Regions from separate parts of the Homo sapiens genome. Here region 2 is linked to region 1. Evidence: read pairs that join two places in POLR2A ChIA-PET (ENCODE). Cell type or tissue: CD4-positive, alpha-beta T cell. All regions are shown on one strand. Region 1 holds the start of LINC02917 (long intergenic non-protein coding RNA 2917). Region 2 has its middle 130 kb from the start of LINC02917.

Region 1 (2,500 bases):
CCAAATCCTATCCAGTTTACTCTACATCATCTCTTGCAATTTTATTTTCCATTCTTTCCCTTATCCATGTCCAGATTCACACATCTTCTATTTGCTCATGCCTGGACTTTTGAAGCACATCATGTATTAGGGGGCCAGACACCAGCTTCTCTCCTTTTACCAATATATTCCTCATAGTGTTGGAATTATGGAATCTCTGCAAAGAATAAAGAAACATGCCAAATACTTCCTCTAGTTTCACCTGATAAGAACCATGCAATGCCTACTATTTGGTGTAATTAATTTTTTATTGTTTTGCTTGTGCAAATAACCTTTAGAACTAGAGAACTCCTGAAGCACAAAGTACTCTGTAATAAATGATAATCACCAAATGTTAGGGTAGAGGCTATCTAAGTGAGCATCTCCCCTGAGCCCCTGGGCTCTGAAAAGTTATCAGACAGATAGCCAGGCCGACCCTTGCCTTCACGCAGGGCAGAAAGGCCGAAGCAGCCTGATGGCAAGTGCCCTTATGGCACTTACCATGTCCAAGATAGAAGTTGTAAAATGGTGGCCAATGGGCTGAATTGGCTTAAAGCTATATATTTTTAAATGGCATCATTTAAATAAATATTTATAATTTGAGAGAATTCACATAAAAATTCACATTTATGCCTTCTGTTGAAAATACAGAAGATCTGTCCAAGCAAGATCAGAAATCAGATGGGCCTATGTAGAGGAGGGGCACAATCTTGAAAAGGTGCCACCTTTTACTGTTTCCACATCATATTTGTGACTTCTATTCCTTAACACTCTGGGCCTGGGGGAAGAGGAGGGAGAGAAGATGGGGAGTACCGAGAGTGCCTGGGATTGAATTTCCTGTCATCCCAATGGGAAGATGTCTCAGAGTTAGAATTACACTTTTAAATCGTGATCGTAAAAGAAAATGAAATTTCTTGAACCCACGAGTGTATAGATTTGTATCAGCTAGGTGTAATGTCAATAATTTATTGGTTGAGTTTTAAAACAACCCCTCAGTTTCTTCCTATTTCTTATTTTCTCATCCTTTTAAGAATAGAGAGCATCAGATATATCCATAGACACAGTGAAGAATGAGCAGGTAATAGATAAGGAAATGGGTGGTCTTCAATATAGAAGTTCCAAGCAGCAAATTAAGTTGGGGAATGTTATGGGTAGAAAACCAAGGAAAGAAAAAAATAAGTTTATAGGCAAATTAGATTAACAGACTATTCCTGTTGTGACGAGAAGTTAATAAGAACTGAGAGCAAGAGCTTTTGCCTCTTCAGATATTTAAAGACAACCAGAAAACATCACAGCCTAGGGCTGGAGAGCATATAAAAGATAAGTTTAGAGAAGTCCTCAAACCGATAAAATAACAACTTACTTCCCCAAATATGCTAAGGGTGTTTGTCTGTGGTTAGTCAAACCATTAAAATGGGGAAGGAGGAGGGGTCAGAATTTTCTCTTCTAGGTTCAGAAGAGCCACATTTTGCCGTTCCGACTCTAAAGCAACTACATTTCTCTACAGAGCACAGAACTGTATGTAAATTCATCCATTGTAAATCTAATCTGCAAACATGTATTAGATCAGTATTTGGAGACAGAGAAGCCAACTGGTTCTTAACATTACATTGTATAGCTTCTATTAACATGTATCTCAGGGACTCATTTGGGTGATATTTGCATTGCCTAGGCTGTGGACAAACCACCAGGTAGCCTGAAAAGGACTTACTCTAGGGAAGAAACAGTGTGAAAAATAGTGTGGGGGTATACTTGTTGAAGTGTGAGTGAGGGAGGATAGTGGAGGAAAGGAGAAAGGAGGCATTGGTAGACTCATTTAAGACAAAAAATGGGCATTTCGGTTTCTTAAAAGCCACTTTTTTTTCAATTTAAAACTGTTTTGGGACTAAAGCCTCAGCCATATAAATTATTCTTACCAGGAAAAAAATTCTCTGAAGGAAAAAAAAAGCTAAACATGTATCTTGGCAAGGGGTTTCATATTTGAATTTAAATTTAAAGATAAATTTGTTTTTAAGAAAGCATAAAAAAGCAATTTCAGAAAAAAATCAGAAAAGCTTAGTTTTCTTTTTATTAAAAAAGAAACACAGAGAAATAAATTGATTTAGTTTCTTGTTATGTTCCCTTGGATATGACATAAATTGAAAATTGTAATTAGAAAAGAAATGAAAAATAATTCAATAAAGCTTTCACAATTATTCCTGAAAGAGCCATAAATGCAGTATATAATGACATAATACAGTAGTCAAGATAGTCATTGTTTAAGGTGAACTGAAATGTGCATTATTACATCAACAAAAAGATCCCACAGCTGACACTAATCTTTAGCGTTCTGCCAAAGTGGCATTTTATCCAAACTTTCTGTATTGACCTCACAATTCCACATACATACCTGTAATTCAAAACTTACTCATTTTTTCAAAACATGTGTAATCTGTATATGCAGATATGTGTACTTCAAAGGGTTAAGCTACCCAAGCCATAG
Region 2 (2,500 bases), 130 kb after region 1:
AACCACCACCACTAAAGATCAGATAATATTATTCATGCTGCAATTTGAAAGAGAAGCAAGAGGAAGATCAGACCGACTCTGCCACTGCATAAAATCATCCCCCTGGGAATGAACAAAGCATTCCGAGAATGAGAAATGGAATATTGGTGACTTCCTGGCTAACAGTTCCATCTAGAGTCAACTGCGGTCATGATTTTCCAATAACAGCCTGTTACTAAACCAAGGTAAATCTCAATTCAGAAATAATGCTTTGGCCTGGTAAGGTGGCTTGTGCCTATAATCCCAGCACTTTGGGAGGCCGAGGAGGGTGGATCACCTGAGGTTGGGAGTTCGAGACCAGCCTGGCCAAGATGGTGAAACCCCATCTCTACTAAAAATACAAAAATTAGCTGGGCGTGGTGGCGGGCGACTGCAATCGAAGCTACTCGGGAGGCTGAGGTAAGAGAATCGCTTGAACCCGTGAGGCACAGTTTGCAGTGAGCCGACATCACACCATTGCACTCCAGCCTGGGCGACGAAAGCGAGACTCTCTTTCAAAAAGTAAAAATATAAATAATAATAATGCTTTATTGTATTCAAAATGGTTTGTTTTGCATGAGACACTGTTTATCGAACTGATGAAATTTGTTACCGAAAACAGCATTTTATGCAAATAGTTAAGAGTTGGTTAGTTGGATCTGGTTATTGGGAGCTAACATGGAACTACATATATAATGCAGAGCCCATAACTGATTTTAAAGGAAGAGAGAAAGTATCAGGTTAAGTCCGCTGGCAAGAAAATGACACCTTCCAATTGAAGAAACAAACATAATTGTTATCTTTGGGTTCTTTTTCTGAATAATCCATTTTCATAAAAGCTTTAGTATCAGGTTCTGCTTTGGGGATGAGGGGTAAGAAAGCTGAGACATTCTCCTTCCTTATACTACTTTGGAATTGTGCACAAATACAGTTGACCCTTGAACACAGGTTTGAAATGCACGCGTCCGCTTATACATTGATTTCTTTTCAACCAAAGGCTGGACTGGAAACTCAGTATATGACAGGCTGACGTTTCTTATACACAGTTTCCACAAGACTGACTGGGATTTGAGTATATGCGGGATTTTGGTACATGCGGGGAGTCCAGGAACCTATCTCTTCTCCCGCATAAAGAGCGTCAACTGTACAAGGATGCTCCTAGAAGCATCTCAATCTCCTGTTTCTTTCTTGCTATGTGTGTTTGAGTATGGAATAGGTTATAAAAGTAAACTAAGGACCAGTTAGCTTAGTCTTACGTCTTAATCAATGATAACCAATGAGCTCCCTAGGATTAGGATGGCAGCTACTGCAAGATGTGTAAACTGGAAAGCCTTAACATTCTGCTAAAGCAGTGGTCTCAACTGGGAGTGGGATGTATATTCAACAATTATCTGGAGAAATTTTGGGTTGTCACAACTGGTGGTAGTTAAAGGGCAGTTACTCCTGACATCTAGTGGACTGCTAAACATCCTACAATCACAGGAGAGTCCCCACAGCAAGTAATTATCCAGCTCAGAGTGTCAGCCATGCTGCTATTGCAAAATTCTGTGCTAGATGAATGAACAAAATATCACTATATCTTTGTAATATCACTTATGATTCAGGGCGAAATGATTAAGAAAAAGATAAAAAGGATATGAAATTAATGTTAAATTGCACTTTAAAATTATGCCTCTAAATGACTTTAAGTAACATTTATAACAAACAGTAAATTAATGTTTACTAATGTGGTTTAAATAAATAATTAAATATATTTTTATGAATGTATGCTCACTATTCTGCATAGTTAATTACAGAGTTTGGGGCAGAATTCAGCCTCAGAGTGTCAAATTATGTATCTCTCCATTCAGATTGTGTGGCTGAAGTACAATTGTATACACCTTATGGCAAATTTCCAGAACAGCAGATTTTGCTTTCTAGAATAGATGCACAAATTCCTTCAAAAAGTGTACAATCCTTTCTGTAGAATGTTATCACAACTAGTTCTTTACTACTAAAATGTTATGGTTCTAGCTTTGACTACTGTAGATGAAAGCAACCTGGCTCTCCTGGCCACAGATGTCTGGATCTGAGACAGCGACATTAGCCATAGGCTTGGTGTGACCAAATTATGAGAGGTTACAGTTTACATGATAGACTTAGTAGCAGTAGCTTTCTGTTTCCATCTTGATGAGGTTTGTAATTTTTGTTTTATTTAAGAACACATGAAATTGTGATTTCGATTTTATGATTTAAGGAGTTCGTTTTATGTACTTTTGATAGGCTATTTTATTTTTTACTCTTTTTTCTTTTCCATCGTTTTATCCTCATGGTTATTTATGGGCTGTGCTGGGAAGAGAGGGAACCAACAATGCCTGAGAAGATTTGCAAGAACTTTGCCCAGCTGAGGCCCTTAATGGATGCAATGAGGACAACTAACTCAATCAAATTCTCTTTTTGAAAGAAGAATAAACTCTAAGTAAAGGGAAAGGTATGTTTCTTG

The links. ChIA-PET counts read pairs that join two places held together with the same protein. Peaks named below come from ENCODE experiments on the same cell type or tissue, not always from the same donor. Only the 100,000 strongest peaks of a DNase experiment are listed, where the experiment ranks them.
Region 2: POLR2A ChIA-PET joins it to region 1 with 10 read pairs; 2 of 35 experiments call an interaction of 5 or more read pairs at or near these places.

The regions. Positions count from the first base shown.
Region 1 is chr3:152,204,409-152,206,908 of GRCh38, reverse strand. LINC02917 (long intergenic non-protein coding RNA 2917) reads left to right here and starts at 1,482. Exons shown (of 3, transcript NR_186000.1): 1 at 1,482-1,536. LOC101928166 (a long non-coding RNA gene) reads left to right here and starts at 1,480. Exons shown (of 3, transcript NR_136178.1): 1 at 1,480-1,536. In CD4-positive, alpha-beta T cell, no CTCF peak of the experiment used is centred here; a DNase peak (open chromatin) is centred at 1,448; H3K4me3 peaks cover 1,539 bases; H3K27ac peaks cover 1,672 bases.
Region 2 is chr3:152,071,106-152,073,605 of GRCh38, reverse strand. No RefSeq gene overlaps it. Among named protein-coding and RNA genes, the nearest start is that of LINC02917, 130 kb to the left of the region's middle. In CD4-positive, alpha-beta T cell, a CTCF peak has its summit at 1,454 (motif pointing left); a DNase peak (open chromatin) is centred at 1,485.